2 separate regions of the Homo sapiens genome follow, and region 1 is linked to region 2. A link is an interaction called in ENCODE POLR2A ChIA-PET data of the cell type or tissue named here. Cell type or tissue: A673. All regions are shown on one strand.

Region 1 (4,000 bases), 170 kb before region 2:
GGGCACGGTGGCTCACGCCTGTAAGGTCCCAGCACTTTGGGAGGCCGAGACGGGTGGATCACGAGGTCAGGATATCGAGACCATCCTGGCTAACATGGTGAAACCCCGTCTCTACTAAAAATACAAAAAATTAGCCAGGCGTGGTGGCAGGTGCCTGTAGTCCCAGCTACTCGGGAGGCTGAGGCAGGAGAATGGCGTGAACCCAGGAGGCGGAACTTGCAGTGAGCCGAGATCGCACCACTGCACTCCAGCCTGGGCGACAGAGCGAGACTCCATCTCAAAAAAAATAAATAAATAAATAAAATAAATAAATAAGTAAAAATTAAAAAAATACTTGTGATTTAAAAAAATAACGAGGATAAATCCTAATGGTGAAATGAGATGATCTAAAAAGAGAGAGTGACCAGAAAGTTATGGAATTGGGCCAAAAAGTATTAAAGAGCTGCTATCCAGATGGCAGATGGAGTCAATGTAATATAGTGTGGTGGTTAGTGGGAAAAAAGAAAAAACTTTTCATATTTTTATTCCCAATAATTTGTGATTTTTCAGTGTACTCATTAAATTTTCAAAAGAGAACTGTTATTTCCCCTACTCTGTTTCAGTAAAGGGATCCCATTCAGCCAGTTGCTCAGGCCTGAAATCTCTGTTGCATTCTTGACTCCTCTCTCTCCCACAACATCCAATCCATCAGCAAGTCTTCTTGGTTCCAACCTCAAAACATGTCCCAAATCCAATTTATTTTACTTCCTCCTCTCCATGAGGGCATCATCTCTTCACTGTAGTCACCTCCCTGTATGCACTATTAGGTTGATTTCAGTGAATACCCCATCCAGCTGCCGGACTGATCTTTTTAACAGATACACTGAAGGCTGGGTGTGGTGGCTCACGTCTGTAATCCCAGCACTTTGGGAGGCTGAAGTGGGAGGACTGCTTGAGGGCAGGAGTTCGAGGCTGCAGTGAGCTATGATCGCACCACTGCACTCCAGCCTGGGCAACAGAGTGAGACTCTGACTCAAAATAAAAATTGTGTGTGTTGTTTTAAGCACCAACTTTGTGGTAATTTCTCGCAGTAGCCCTAGGAAACTCATATACTAATTCCCATCTTATGATCCTTAACTTAATCACATATGCAAAGTCCCTTCTGCCATATAAGGGAACATATATATTTACAAGGTCTGGGAATTGGATGTGGACATCTTGAGGGCACTAAAAGGAAAAACCTTTGTTTCTCTACTCGCAAGACTTCTGACACCAAATGTGTGGGTTTTTCACACCAAGCAGTTCTCCAGCTCTCTGCAGATACCAACTGGGCATCCTACAATTTATTTTTTATTTTGTTTTTATTTTTATTTTTTTTTGAGATAGGGTCTCACTCTGTTACTCAGGCAGGAGTGCAGTGGTATGTTAATGGCTCGCTGCAGCCTCCATCTCCCAGGTCCAAGTGATACTCTCCCCTCGGCCTCTGGAGTAGCTGGGACTACAAGTGTCTGCCATCACACCCAGCTAATTTAAAAATGTTTTGTAGAGATAGGGGTCTCACTATGTTGCCCAAGCTGGTTGCAAACTCCTAACCCTAAGCAATCCTCCCGCCTCGGCCTCCCAAAGTGCTGGGATTACAGGCACTACAATTTAATTTAACTCTGACACTAACTGCCCACAGTTAGTGCAGACCCCACAGAAGGCCCACAGGGAGCCCACAGGATAAGGGCTTAGTCCCACAAGAATGCTCTCCACTACAGATGCCAGTCACAAGGAATGGGTCTCCAGGTTACTCACACTTCTGTCTGACTTGGCTACAAATTGGGGGCTCCCACAACCCCCTCCTCAAGTTCGATAATTTTCTACAACAGCTCATAGAACTCAGGGAAAACGCTTTACTAAATGGTGGAACTAAGATTGGAGCCCAGATGTGCCTGCCATACTGCTTCGCACAGGCTCTCTGAACTGGTTCTCTTTTTTTTTGAGACAGAGTCCTGCACTGTCACCCGGGCTGGAGTGCAATGGCGCGATCTCAGCTCACTGCAACCTCTGCCTCCCGGGTTGAAGCAATTCTCTCACCTCAGCCTCCGGAGTAACTGGAACTACAGGTGTGCACCACCACGCCCAGCTAATTTTTGCATTTTTTTAGTAGAGATGGGGTTTCACCACGTTGGCCAGACTGCTCTCGAACTCCTGACCTCAAGTCATCTGCCAGTCTTGGCTTCCCAAAGTGCTGGGATTACAGGCGTGAGCCACCGTGCCCGGCCCTGAACTGGTTCTTAAACAGCCATGGAGAAACAGCAGGAAGAAAGAACGGAAGCAGTACTGAGTGCGCCTGAGAAAGGGCCACCCACATGTCAAACCTCCAGCAAAAGAGAGGCACTAGAGAACTTATACATCTCAGCACGTCCCAAATTCAGGAAACAGCTTTCCTTCCTCCCTCTATTTGAAGATGAATGTGAATATAAAAAGCAAAGACGATTTACTATCCTCTTGGGACTCTCTGGCCTCCGAAATTACTGACACAGAAGAAATCTACTCTTCTATAAGACAAAATAAATTAAAAGGATTTTTTTTTCTATCAAGAGGGCATGACAACAAATTTTCTGCTGTGCCACCATTTAATTATAATCTTTAGTACGAAATGCAGTTTTTTGTGCCACTCTGAAGGTAGGAGCATTTTCAGTTCCACTATCAGCCTCAGCACAAATAGATCATCAAGCGACTGGAGCTTGTCCTCAAACGACACAGTGACACTTTTGTTTTCACCTCTGTTTTTGGTCACAAGATACCTTTCATCAACATGAACATATCATAGGTTCCCCCAGCCCCCCACCTTTTTTTTTGTTTCAAGGATAAAACTTAGCTGAAAAGACATTTCACCCAAAGCAACCTTTTCTTTTCAAAAACACAATCTTTGTTTCATTGAAGGTCTCAGTTTTAATGATGTCTTTCATGAGCCTTCCCTTCTGGGACATGAGACCAGAAAGGCAGTGGTGCACTTTTGCTCTTCGTGCTCATTTAGTTATTTATTTTTGCAAATGAATCTGACCAATTCTCAGGGCCATTCTTTTTGGCCAAAATAGAAATTTAAACTTTTTCTCTTCTTAATGTGCTAGAAAATAATTTCATTGCCTCTGATTGGCTGGTTGAGTCACGACTATATACTACAAAAGAGGATGGTGCTGGATTAATAAACAGGACTAAGGCCGACGGGAGATATGACATCATCTACCCCTGTTAAAAGGTAAGAACAAAAACACCCTCATCACACTTCAATTAGAGTACGTGGCAGATCGTTTTTTGTTTGTCTGTTTGTTTGTTTTTGAGACGGAGGCTCGCTCTATCACCCAGGCTGGAGTGCAGTGGCACCATCTCGGCTCACTGCAACCTCTGCTTCTCGGGTTCCGGCAATTCTGCTGCCTCAGCCTCCCAAGTAGCTGGCGTATTACAGGCGTGCACCACAAAGCCTGGGTAATTTTTTTGTATTTTTAGTAGAGACGGAGTTTCACCATGTTGGCCAGGATGGTCTCAAAGTCTTGATCTCAGGTGATCTGCCCATCTTGGTCTCCCAAAGTGCTGGGATTCTAGGCGTGGCCACCGTGCCCAGGACATGGCATCTTTCAAGCTGTCTCACACAGCCAGGTTTCTCCCAGTCTCAGTACTGATCACTTTAAGGACCAGGTGACAGAAGGGGAAGTAGAGCAGAATAATTAGCCACACTCTTAACAGTGCATAGACTCTGCAGCCAGGTTGCTTATGTTCAAATCCTGCCTCTGCTATGCACTGGCTTGAGATCCTGGGCAAAGACTTAATTTCTCTCTGCCTCAGTTCTTTCTTAGAAATATGCCTGTGGGCCAGGTGCAGTGGCTCATGCCTGTAATCCCAGCACTTTGGGAGGCCGAGGCAGGTGGATCACCTGAGGTCAGGAGTTCATGACCAGTCTCGCTAACATAGTGAAACCCCATCTCTAATAAAAATACAAAAATTAGTCAGGCATGGTGTTGGGTGCCTATAGCCC
Region 2 (4,000 bases):
AGACTAAACTATCCATGAATAGAAGTAGGCGGGTCTTAGGAGATGGGGACCACAGTGGCCCTCAACAATCCAGCGAACTAAGGTAGCTTATGGTTTCTACATATGGTTTTCAAAGTTTCATACTTATTTGAAATAAATTGTGGGAAATGTTATACGTTGATTCATAGTTGCATGCTGAAATATAAACTGGGTTTTGAGCATTTCTAATCAATGCTTTATGGGGAAAGAAAGAACTTTAGGTAACTAAGATGGAATTTATGTATAAGTCAAATTATCTGTTCTTCAATAGTAGCATTTGCCCTGCAAAGCTTGACCCTGTTCTTTCAAGTTCTTGGAATCAGAGAAAACACAAATATGAAGCATTTTAATTGAGAGAATTAAGGTGGGAATGTTCCTCAAGGAAACAAATGCTTGACACATGGCATCGTATTCAAAGTAAAAGACAAAAAACTGGAAAGAGCAAGAGTCCAAGGGTTTCTACAATGTGGCTTGCCCTGTATGTGTTTTCAGGCTAGCAACCGTAACGGGACCAAACTTTCAATAAGAATGTCAGGGCATCCCATCACATGGCTTCTATTAACAGTACAATTCTTTTAGCCTATCTTTAAAATCATCAGACCAAAAAAAAAAAAAAGGATACAATCTTGGAATGAGTTCCCTGATGGAGGCAATCTTGAAAAACCAATTTAGGCATGTTTCCTTGGCCGTGTCATTTGCATTCTCTGGAGAAAAGTGATCTGTAATACAAAAAACAAGATCCATCAGCCCTCCTAAATCTCAGGATCTGTGTGAGTCCCTGGATGGGAATACATTACCCTGGAGCAGAAAAGGGGGTGACTCAGCCTGTTTCTTTCCTTCCAAATATCACTATTAGGAAGTAACTGATGATAACAATAGTTTACACAGACACAGGCTTTCTAAGTGCCAAGTGTCGTTCGCAGTGCTTTACAGACAGCTCACCTGATCCCATATAGCAACCCTCTGAGGTACGTAGTTTTATTATCTTATTTTACAGATGCAGAGACCAAGGCACAGAGGAATGTAGTGACTCACCCAAGGCACACAGCAAGCAAATGTAAGAGTTAGAATTCAACCCAGGCACTCTGGCCCTGCGGCCGACATTCTTAGCCACTGCCTCTAATATAATCCAGAGGTTCTTGGTTACCTACCAGTCACTATGACAACATTGTTGAGAATTCCAGATGCTTTACGGACCTGCGACTGCAACATGAAATGTGATCTAAGCTTTTGCTCTACACATCACAATGGGCCAGAGGAAGGTAAAACAAGGCCTCTGAGGTGAGAAACCAGCCAGAATTATGTTGCCGGCTCACGACTGGCTCCAAGAGAGTCATCTTGTGAAACTGCCAGTTTACTCCATTAGCTATTCTCTTCCTCTTTAATAAAAGAACTCGCATTTTCCTGCAGGACACAGGGCCATCCTTGCAGCTAGGTGTGGTCACGTGGGTCAAGTTCTGGTCCCAGGATATATAAATAGAAGGGCAACTTCTGAGAAGTATCTTTAAGGAAAGGGGCTTGCCTTCCCTCACTTCTTCTTTCTGCTCACTGACTGGAATGCAGACATGACAGCTGGAACCTCTGCAGCCATACTGACCATGAGAGCAACAAGACAGAAGTGAGGATCCTTGGTACCAGGGGCTAGCTGGCCCATCGGCCCTGACCTTCATTACTGTTATTTTGAGTTTTCTGGAACTGGTACCCAAGCTTGATTTTGACATACATATTTTTAAACAGCAGAAATTTATTTCTCACAGTTCTGGACTTGACATACATCTTAAGGAATGGAAGAGAATATGGAGAAATGAAAGAAAAAACACAAAACTTACAAACACCATGAAGGCCTTTGTTAACCTCTCACATGGAAATGATTTCAGCAAAGATTAGAGCTCCATCCCACCACTGGATGTTTTATACTTTTAGGATTAATTCAAAAAGGGAGAAGCTGGCCAGGCACAGTGGCTCATGCCTGTAGCCCCAGCTACTTGGAAGGCTGAGGTGGCAGGATCAATAGAGCCCAGGAGTTTGAGGCTGCAGTGAGCTATGATTGAGCCACTGCACTCCAGCCTGGGCAGAGCGAGACAGAGTAAGACAGAGCAAGACCTTATTTATTTATTCTCTAAAAAATGAATAAATAAATTAAAAGGGAGAAGTTAGTTACTTTAGAATATAGCAAATGATTCTTAGCTTGTTGGCTTTCATCCTGTTTTGCAATGAGTCATTTTCATCCCTGATTCTGTCATTTGGTAGTATATGAAGGTGATCAAAATTCCCATAGAATCAGCAAAAAAAGATAAACCTCTAGGTACTTCTCTAGCAGAGAACAGTCACTAATCACTGCAGATATTTTGAAATTGCAATCTCCTCACTCTATTTTTGGATGTCTGGCATGCTTCATTCACTTGAGAACTATTTGCTTACCATTTTCAAAAGGATGGGAAATGACCATTTTCCCCTTTCCAGCCTAGATCTCTACACATGAAGTAACTTTTTTTTCTACTTTCAAGAGATCCAGACAGGAAAAGATAGCAGTTATTCTTACATTCATTTGTCAATCTTCTCTTTGGGGAGAGGGAAGAGCAGTGTTAATTTCCCTTCATATGACTGAATCTTGTGGCTTAAAATCCAAAAGCAAAAATAGGTCTCTGAGGTCATCTACAAAATCTCTCACTGTCTAGCTGAAGGAACTGAGATTCAGCAATGGCTAAAACAAACTGGTTCAGGTTGCCTGAAAGAGTTGGAAATCAGGCTAAAGGCAGGCTGCCTTGCATACACGCATTGACTACAAGCTATACGACAATCTGCATACACCAATACAGAATCTTTAGGCTTTCCTTCCAGCTCAAGAGATAATTTAGGAAAAGGATTATGTTACGTGGGACTTTAAAATCTTACAGCAAACTAAATATTATATTCCTTTACTTCATGTGCTCAACACAAATGCCTTAAGGGCCAACTAAAGGTGGTGTTCCAGGCTTTGGGGAGATAACAGTGCACAAGGTAGATCCTATCTTCATGAAACTTACATTCCAGTGGGGTGAGACAAATGCTAAACAGGAAAGAGAATAAGCAGGCAAACAAATAAGATAATATCTAACAGCAGTAAGTACTATTAAAGATACTAAACTAGGTATTGGAATAAAGAGTGACTTGAGTGTGATTTAGGGGAAGGGGCTCATTAGATGTAGTGGTCAGAGAAGGCTCCCACAGAGGCAGCATTTGAGCTGAGCCCTGAACTACGAAAGGGAGCCAGCCATGCCTAGATGTGGAAGAAACATATTCCAGGGAAAGAAAACAGCAAGTGCAAGGCCCTGAGGTAGGTATAACCTCACTATGGTCAAAGAACAAAAAGCAAGCCAATTTGCTGAGCAGAAAGGGGAGCAGCCAGCATGACAAGCCAGTTCATACAGGGCTGAAGCCTTGGTGAGGAGTTTGAGAGTTTTTCTAAACATAATGGAAACCCCCTGAAGGGTTCTGGGCACAGGAATGGCAATGACATGACACAGTTTAGACTTCAGCACTTGGGCTGCTACATGGGGACTCCTTCAAAATCTGGAAATTAATTCAGAAGACACTTCAATATAACAAAGAACAGAGATTTTTTTTCTAGCTCCCACTTATTTTTCTTTTATGGTGCTGCTTTTTTTCAAACCTGAACTTCTGTGGGTATTTTAAGAGAAGGCAGGAGACCAATGAGTCTAGTTCTTTCATTTATTTGCCAAGTCTCTACCCTAGCAGCGAGAGGTCTCTTTACGTAACAGTGTTATAGGGATTGGCACCATCTTAGTTAGCATGTGCTGGAAAGGCCAGGTCAGTTAAGGCCACTGCTTATCCCGATGTGGCCCACATCAGCCACAGGGGAAAACTGAAGATGGGAATGCTGAGAAGATGGTGATGGGAACCATAATACAATAAACCCAAATTATCTCTCCCAAGCTGGAAATAAAATGATTTGACTTCTCAGAGTCGATGGTCTCTTTAT

Evidence for each region. ChIA-PET counts read pairs that join two places held together with the same protein. Peaks named below come from ENCODE experiments on the same cell type or tissue, not always from the same donor. Only the 100,000 strongest peaks of a DNase experiment are listed, where the experiment ranks them.
Region 1: POLR2A ChIA-PET joins it to region 2 with 5 read pairs; 3 of 35 experiments call an interaction of 5 or more read pairs at or near these places.

What each region holds. Positions count from the first base shown.
Region 1 is chr16:19,776,015-19,780,014 of GRCh38, reverse strand. The region is part of intron 6 of IQCK (IQ motif containing K); the gene reads right to left. Among named protein-coding and RNA genes, the nearest start is that of IQCK-AS1, 12 kb to the right of the region's middle. In A673, no CTCF peak of the experiment used is centred here; a DNase peak (open chromatin) is centred at 2,394.
Region 2 is chr16:19,604,915-19,608,914 of GRCh38, reverse strand. It overlaps VPS35L (VPS35 endosomal protein sorting factor like), which reads right to left. Exons shown (of 31, transcript NM_020314.7): 10 at 641-737. Among named protein-coding and RNA genes, the nearest start is that of VPS35L, 51 kb to the right of the region's middle. In A673, no CTCF peak of the experiment used is centred here; no DNase peak of the experiment used is centred here.